Linked DNA regions of Homo sapiens: region 2 is linked to region 1. Evidence: read pairs that join two places in POLR2A ChIA-PET (ENCODE). Cell type or tissue: GM12878. All regions are shown on one strand. Links, peaks and the distances in the headings refer to the core of each region. The heading gives the core; the rest is flanking DNA.

Region 1 (4,393 bases), core at 212-4,211:
CAAGCTAGAGCCCCACAGCCCAGCCAGATGGTAGCACCCAGCCTGGCTCTCCTTGTCTATCCTACAGTCGGCAGCTCCCTTGCCATCAGGCTCTTCCCAGCTTGCAGCTGCTCCCAGACACTGTCTCCTGGGGAAACAGCTGCTGCTTCCCCTTCCTGAATGGAGCTGCTCATGCTTTCCACCAGCCTGCTACTGGTCCAGTCCTGTGGGGAGACACACGCACGCACACACACGTATATGCACACCCACGCGAGCATCCATAGCTGCATGTCATCCCGGAGTTCTCTCTCTTCCTTCTTTCTCCCTCCAACCACCCTCACCCCAAGCAATGGCCCCAGCTGGTCAGCCACCAGCCCCTGCCAGCCTCTCTCTCCCATCCCCAGCACCCTACTTTCAAAACCTAAGACTTTGTGTTTCACGGGGCTGTCCCTAGGAAGAGGACCCAGGTTGACCTAACTAACACGAACGCCCCGTCCCCATGATGGTGGGTGGGAGGTGGGGGAGGGGATGGTAACTCTGCAGACTGCAGTTGATTTGCTGCTCCTGAGAGGACCCAAAACTTTTTCTTAAAGGGAAAAATGCAGAAAGGCCCCAATTCCTGATTGGCTATCAGCTGGACTCTGGAATGCCTCCATTACCGTATATGCTCACATATGAGATGCTGCAGCAAAAGAAAAGTATCCTATTTTCCAAGCCAAGGTGGAGTAAAAATAGAAAAATAGCACATTTATTTCCCCATGAAGGTCCTGTCTCTCTTCCCAGTCTCCACCCCCACAAGCATGACGACTGCCCTAGGAATCGTGATTTTGCAGGGGCCCTATCTTGGCTGGAAAGGAAAACTGAAATATACAATTGACAAGAAGGAGGACTTCTCTGATGATTTTCCTTGAGGCTCATCATTTAAACACACTACTATTTTTCCCGGGGCTTCTCATAGGCAAGGATATACGGTATTTCGCGTGAGGAATGTGCTATTCACAATCTCCCACCTTTCTGGATAGCGGAAGGGATTAAAATGATCTTATAGCTAATCGATTCTCAGGTCCCTGGAGCACCCCTCCCCCACAACCTCCGTGCCCCCAACCAGAAACCTTCCTGCATCCTCTCGGCCTTTCCAGCCAACCTCACATTCTTCCACCCCCACCCCTGGCCAGGAGGGCCAAACAGAGGAGCAGGGAAAGGGGGCAGGGAAGGAAGGAAGTTTGTGAGTGTCTGAATGTGTGCTCTGGTTACATTCCAAAGGCAAACAAAGTAAAATAGAAAACATTAAAGTTAGCTCACCATTGTTTTGTATTATCCATGCCCCGCAAATCTTCATTCATGTAGATAGCAACCAGTGAACAACATTCTCATCACAGAAGGTCAGAAATGGAGGGCCTCGGAGACTGTCATTATCTGCCCTGTTCATTTTACAGCAGACAGCTCTAAGAATCAGAGAGGCTGGGTAACCTGACTAAGGTCACACAGCCAGTTCCTAGCGCCTCCAGGGCTAGAACTTAGTTCTCCTGAGGTTTAGGCCAGGGCTCTGCTCTTTCCACATTCCATACTTGTTTTATTTGTTTTGTTTTGTTTTGTTTTTGAGAGAGAGTCTTGCTCTGTCGCCCAGGCTGGAGTACAGTGGCGCGATCTCGGCTCACTGCAAGCTCCTCCTCCCAGGTTCACGCCATTCTCCTGCCTCAGCCTCCCGAGTAGCTGTGGCTACGGGTGCCCACCACCACGCCCTGCTAATTTTTTTGTATTTTTAGTAGAGATGGGGTTTCACCACGTTAGCCAGGATAGTCTCGATCTCCTGACCTCGTGATCTACCTGCCTCGGCCTCCCAAAGCGCTGGGATTACAGGCGTGAGCCACCTGCCCGGCCCACATTCCATACTTGTTTTTTATTCACATACAAAAGTGCTTCTTGGTTGCCTCTGCCTTCAGTCAGCCTCGTGGTCTAAACCAGTTGATAGGGTAACAACATGGGGACCTTTGATGTTTGGGCTGCCCTTCATGACAGGAAAAAGGAACTACTAATTGCCCCGGTCTAGGTGCAGACTGAGCCACGTGCTGGGCCCTTTGAGGACGTGGGCGGCAGAAGTCTCACAATGACACTTGGTTGCACAAACCCAGAGCAATTGAGGGGAACTGAAATTTGATCTTTTTCCTTCTTTCTTTCTTTTTTTCTCCAACAATGTATGAAAGAGCCAGTGAAAACCCCAGCCAGACACACTGAATCATTGAGAAACACAGAAGCGGGAGGCGCCCATCCCTTCTTGGTGATGGGGGAGCTGGAGGGCAATGACTTCATCAGCTGTTGTTGCTGTCACAGTCCCAGTGTCGTGAGGCGTTCCCTGTTCACCTCTGTGTATCCACAGTTATGTGAATGGTTGTGTGCATGAATTTGTGGACAGGGGGCTTGGGCCTGTTTCTGTGTATGCGTGTGTGTGTGTGTGTGCGTGGTGTGTGTGTGTGTTCTTTCAAACACACTCACTTCCTCTTCTGCCGCTCACTGCCATAATGCTCCAAGAACCCAGCACAAGGTTTCCATTAGTGAAGCACATTTTTGTGCTATGGATGTTGAACCAGCGGGGAAAGAAAGCAGACTGTTGTCTGTGATGGATGGGTTTTCTAGAGAACTTCCCAGGGTGGTCCTTAAGGGGGCTGGGACGGAGGCATGCCGGACGCACAGCCTCAAAACATTCCCTTGTTTGGGTTTGACATGTGTGCTGGGGGTCTGTCTGCTCTGCCGCTGGGCCCTGCAATTCCATTCATCCCTGGGCCCTCCTTTCTGCCTCGATCCTTCCCTTCCCCCCAACATCCCTCACTTCCAGTTTACCTGAGTTCAGAAATCCCTTTTTCTCTTTCTAGAATAAAAAGTAGTTTGTCCCGTGTGCTTGCTTTTGGTTGTGTATATGGCTGCCCCTAAGAGGAAGGGAAGGTTGGGGGACCGGAGCTGATGTGATGTCACCCGTTACTCCTTCATGTGAACAGTCTCTGTGTATCTCTTCAGAGTGCTGAGCTTCTCACAGACGTTATAAGAATGATTTTCCAGGATCATCACCCTATGGGCGAATAGAGACAAGGAGAGATGAGGTGGATGACCCAGAAGCAACATCTCCCACAATGCCTGGAATACAATTAGCATGTGTCGGATAAATGACTAATAAAAATAACTAGGATTCTATGGAAACTGAGTTTATAAATCACTTTCCCTCTGCTCAGTTAGCCCCACTGTTTTAAAGCAGAAGGAAATAAGCCTCCAGGAGCTTGAGTGATTTGTCACGTGACCATTAAGTGGCAGAGTGGGGAAGCAAATCCAGTTCCCAGACTTGAGGTTCCCCCAAGATGTTTACATCTTATCACCGTGTTAGGGGAGCCTGGAACCACTATCCGAAGAAGGGCCACTGCCCTCAAGGTGCTTTCAACCCAGCTGGGGAGACAGAAGCTGCAGAGGAAATAATACAGAACAATTCAGGGAAATATCATACAGAAACACTTTGGGGACTCCAAAGGCCCCGGGAAGACAGGACTGCATTGGGGACCATTATCCCAGTTCAATGAGGAGAAAATGGAAGGGCCATAAAGAAATGGAGCAGTTCACCCAAGGTCAAATCACTGAGAACAAAGGCAAGTTAATGAAAGCCTTAATCCAGTTGAAGGGTTTTCAAAGAGCTTTTAGGAACAGGTGGGTGGCAGACTAGAGGCTCAGACCTCCCAGGAAGGGCATATCGCCCAGTCCCCCACCCACAGTCTTTTCTTCACTTCAACATAGGAAAGTTCTTTCCATCACTGGAGCAGAATATCCCAGAGTAAGTTGCGCGATATACTGTTAACTCAAAAAGTTTGATGAGGCCAGGCGCAGGGGCTCACACCTGTAATCCCAGCACTTTTGGAGGCTGAGGCAGGAGGATTGCTTGAGTCCAGTTCAAGACCAGCTTGAGCAACGTAGTGGGACCCCATCTCTACCAAAAAAAATTAAAAAATTAGCCTGTGGTCCCAGCTACTCAGAAGGCTGAGGCAGGTGGATTGCTTGAGAACGGGAAGTCGAGGCTGCAGTGAGCTGTGATCACATCACTGTGCTCCAGCCTGGGTGACAGAGTGAGACCCTATCTCAAAAAAAAAAAAAAAAAAAGCTATAAGGTAAAGCAAGTTTCAGAGTTACCTCATACTATCCAAGTCTTAGGAATGGACATATTAACAGCTCTGAGAAATCCTGCAGACAAAACCAAAAGTAAACAAAAAAATACCCAAAATAGGAAACTCCTCCCACGACCAAAAAAATAATAATAATAAGGAAAAAAACTTTATTTAACCCAATGTTATTTTTCCAGGGCACTCTTTTTTCCCCATCCTAAGGAATGCCTATTAACAACACCAGGAACTAAATACCCTGAGGAACACACTTTGGGAAA
Region 2 (4,393 bases), core at 267-4,266, 130 kb after region 1:
GTCTCGATCTCCTGACCTCGTGATCACCTGCCTCTTCCTCCCAAAGTGCTGGGATTACAGGTGTGAGCCATCGCACCCGGCCGTGAATTTTTTATTTTAGTTATTTTACTATTTGATTTCAGAATTTCTATTTGGTTCTTTTAAAGAATTTCTTCCTCTTTACTGACATTCTCTATTTCTTATATTTTAATTCTTTAGAGATTGTTTCATTTAGTGCCTTGAACATATTTATATTTGTAATAGCTAAAGTCTTTGTCTAGTAAGTGCAACATTTGGGCTGCCTCAGGTACAGTTTCAATTAATTGCTTTTTTCCCCTATGCATAGGCCATATTTTCCTCTTTCTTTGTGTGCCTCATAATTTTTTATTGAAAACCAAACATTTAAAATAATACAAGGTAGCAACTCTGGAAATCAGAATCCCCCAACATCCTGCTGAATTTATTGTTGTTGTTTACTTAGTGATTTTCCTGGACTAATTCTATAAAGTCTGTATATTTGGTCGTGTGCAACCACTAAATTCTCTGTTTGATTTGCTTCCTGGTCAGCTAATGATTAGACAGAGATTTCCTTAAATGCTTTAAACCAATACATTTCCCAGCCTTTGCTGGAGGACTCTGTATCTGTTGGAGCATGCCTTCAACAATCTGGTGGGAAGCTTAAAGTTCTGTCCACTGTCACTTTCTACCTGCACAGAGCCTCCAGGTCAGCTGGTTTGGTGAAAGAGTAGCACCTTCTCAGGTCTTTCTTGGGCATGCACAGAGCCATAGACACACATGTGATTTTCTAGATTGTCAAGAATATGTTAGAGCTTTTCAAAGTCCCTGATGGACAGCACATTCACCTGTTCTTCTTTTTCCTTTTTCTAGTCAGCCTCTTGGTAGCACCAACTGGTATCACCACTTCAGGTAGTTGAAAGATAAGTTCAAAAGTGACTTTGAAAAGGCAGAGAAATTTGAGAAGGTGAGAAAACAGATGCAAACCCACCTAGGGACGCAAAAGTCACAGGTCTGGTGAAAAGCAAGGTACCCGATCCAAAAACCCAAAGTAGGGAGCATCATTAAAGCAAAAGTAAGCAATAAGAAGTATCTAATGTCATTCATAGGGCAGAATTCATTTGTGAAACAATAAGTGAATGAAATATTGTCAGAAAACAGAAAGAATGAAAAAATTGTAACAATACTGCTTAAATGAGAAGAATCCCTGCAAAGTCTTAACTTCCGTAGTTTTAGTAGTGAGGCACGCTAATTTAGTCCCAGCTCTGTCACTAAAAGGCTGTGTGATCCTGGGTGCATGTGAGCTGCTGTCCCTCTCTGATCTGGAGTTTTTTAAGGAAGCAATGTTTCCTAAATCTTAGTTATTTGCATACAACCTTCCTGATTTAAAAAACCTGTATCTACGTATCACTTATTCAAATTAATTTTTTAAAAATCAATTCCCTTTATAAAGTTAAATACCATCATAATATCTGTGAAATTATGAGTTTAAATGTTACTTTTTTCCTAATACTCATTAGAATAAACCTCAAATTACTAAAATGCAAAATGCATGCTCCTCCATATACCTCCTCTGATATGATTTGGCGGTGTCTCCACTCAAATCTTATCTTGAATTCTAATACCCATAATCCCTACGTGTCAAGGGAGGGACCCAGTGGGAGGTGATTGGATCATGGAGGCAGTTTCCTCAATGCTGTTCTCATGATAGTGAGTGAGTTCTCGTGAGATCTGATGGTTTTATAAGTGTCTGGCATTTCCCTTGCTTGCACTTCTCTCTCCTGCTGCCATGGGAAGAAGGTCCTTGATTCCTCTTTGCCTTCCACCATGATTCTAAGTTTCCTGAGGCCCCCTCAGCCACATGGAACTGAGTCAATTAAACCTCTTTTCTTTATAAATTACCTAGTCTCGGATATGTCTTTATAGCAGTGCAAAAATGAACTAATATATCCTTCCTCATTTTGGGAAACATTGGATTGGATGCCTAAGGTTCTTTGCACTTCTGGGATTCTGTGGATGAGTTTTTCCTGTGCCTTCTACTCAAGTTGGAAGGTTACCTCTTAGTACATGTCAGTGAGCATGTAGTAATCTGGAGTTCAGAATAGACTGGTTTGAGATTACAGCATGTTGGCCACAGTCATTGAGTGACTGATCCATGGTGAAGTGAAAAAGTAAAAACCCCCCAGAGCTGAGATCTGGTACAGAAAGTCCCATAGCTTCACACAGTATATGACATACATTAATAATTCCACACACTCCTAGAGGTAAATTGGTTCTGAAAGAACACAACACAATAGACTTTAATTACTTTAAAGTTTAAAAAACCCACTTAGCTTTGTTTCAGTGCTTACTATGCCAGGGCACTGTATTAAACATACTATAAACATTTACTCATTACAATCACCCTGCTTGGTAGGTATTATTATTCCAGTTTTACAGATGAGGAAACCAAGGCTAAGAGCAAATAAATGACTATTCGGTCCCCTCATAACATCCTAATGAGTTGCCATAGGCACTTTACCTGATTCCTGAAGTCAACCCCACTGTGCAGGGATGACTTGCAGAGGAAGCTCATTATACAAACAGAAATCTGTCTTTTCTTTTGAGACGCAGTCTCGCTCTGTTGCCCAGGCTGGAGTGCAGTGGCGTGTTCTCAGCTCACTGCAACCTTCACCTCCCAGTTCAAGTGATTCTCCTGCCTCAGCCTCCCACGCAGCTGGGACTACAGGCTGCGCCGCCACACCCAACTAATTTTTGTTTTTTTAGTAGAGACGGGGTTTCACCATGTTGGCCAGGCTAGTCTCAAACTCCTGACCTCAAGTGATTTGTTCCCCTCGGCCTCCCAAAGTGCTGGGATTGCAGGTGTGAGCCCCCACGCTGGGCCCAGAAATTTGTCTTCTAATGTTTAATCAGTGACACTAGTTTTATTCTTTGGGGCCACAGAATACAGATGAGGTAAAATGATCCCTCATTTAGTTCACCTGATTTACAGATGAGAAAATGGAGTGCAACCTGGGGTTTCATTAATGAGATCAGCTTCCAGAAGAAGAGATAACTATTTTATCTTTCCTCTCTAGACCAGTATCCCCAGTGGTACTGGAGGAGGCTTGTTCCAGGAGCCTGGGGTGGAGAATGCAAAGATGGCAGTCACGCCCTATTGTATTCTTCTGTAACTGCCTTGATGGTCCGAGGTTTCTGAAGTTGCTCCAAATTGCTCTCTCTCATTAGCCACACATTAAGAAGGACACAACACTTTAAGATGGATACCAGTGAACTAGTCAGGATCCAGAGGAGGGCAGCCTGCTGGTGGTCTAATGTCCAGCTGAACAGCTAAAGAGAAAGGGTAATTCAGTCTAAGGGACAGAAGATGAAGAGATGGCGCTTTCAAATATCTGAGCAGCTGTCAGTATAAATGAGGGAGATGGCTTGTTCTGCCTCGTTTCAGTGGCTGGAGACAGCACTTAAGGGTAAAAATTGCCAGGAGGTAGGATGTTTGGGCCCCTAACTAGCTGTGTGACCTTTAGTAAATCATTTAACTGAATAGGTACTGCCATGATAGATGGGAGTATGACCTCGGAGACCTATGAAGTTTCCTTATAATCATAAGTTGCTGTGATCTTGTTTAAGTCTTGCCCCAAGTTACACAGCTTGTGGCAGAATGAGGACTAGAATACATCTCTCCTAACCCCAAATCCAGCACTCTCTCCATGCCATATACCATACATTTTACAAATTATCTAGCACTCTCTCCATGCCATATACCATACATTTTACAAATTATCTAGCACATTGTTTAAAAACCATCTCAGATATAATTATTCATTAATTACTATGAATTTCTCTTTTGTAGGAGCCACACCTTAAAAAGGAAACGTGTCTACAAACATATCATTCTGTAAAGCAAATAATTTGCATGTAAGTGGACTTTACTGGAGTGCATGTAATCTCAATAGATGATGTTTCTCCCATGTTCAAAGCAATGAAAAGTGAGGGAGAAAAGTGGGATACAGCAGAAATCTTTCCTTGCTTGTTTCTGGTTATCAAGACTTGCCAGGAAACAAAAGGGGATGTCTTGTCCAAAGATTGCAACTCCGCAAAATTTGCTTAATTCCCTTTTCACTAAAGGAGCAAGCTGATGCTCCATGGTTCTGGGTAGCTCAGAACGAGCTTTGTTTAAAGAGGCTCACCAGGTCCATGGACTGTCACCTAAAGAAGGATCTGCAAGTTAGGGTCCATTCCAAACCGTGTCTATATGCGCTCTGATGGGGGCTCTGTTTGAATTGTAGGAATAAGCTTTAGGTTAGTTTAAGCTTTAGGTTAAACTAACCTGCTAAGATTTCCTTAAGCACCCTGGAGCAGTGTTATAGTCCATATATTCTTATGCTCTCTATATTTTTGA

The links. ChIA-PET counts read pairs that join two places held together with the same protein. Peaks named below come from ENCODE experiments on the same cell type or tissue, not always from the same donor. Only the 100,000 strongest peaks of a DNase experiment are listed, where the experiment ranks them.
Region 2: POLR2A ChIA-PET joins it to region 1 with 5 read pairs; 12 of 35 experiments call an interaction of 5 or more read pairs at or near these places.

The regions. Positions count from the first base shown.
Region 1 is chr12:4,133,981-4,138,373 of GRCh38, forward strand. No RefSeq gene overlaps it. Among named protein-coding and RNA genes, the nearest start is that of LINC03141, 120 kb to the left of the region's middle. RefSeq lists an enhancer at 751-1,356. In GM12878, for the core only: no CTCF peak of the experiment used is centred there; a DNase peak (open chromatin) is centred at 2,101; H3K4me3 peaks cover 543 bases; H3K27ac peaks cover 2,047 bases.
Region 2 is chr12:4,259,693-4,264,085 of GRCh38, forward strand. All of the region lies in intron 1 of CCND2-AS1 (CCND2 antisense RNA 1), which reads right to left. Among named protein-coding and RNA genes, the nearest start is that of CCND2, 12 kb to the right of the region's middle. In GM12878, for the core only: no CTCF peak of the experiment used is centred there; DNase peaks (open chromatin) are centred at 2,139 and 2,559; H3K27ac peaks cover 1,664 bases.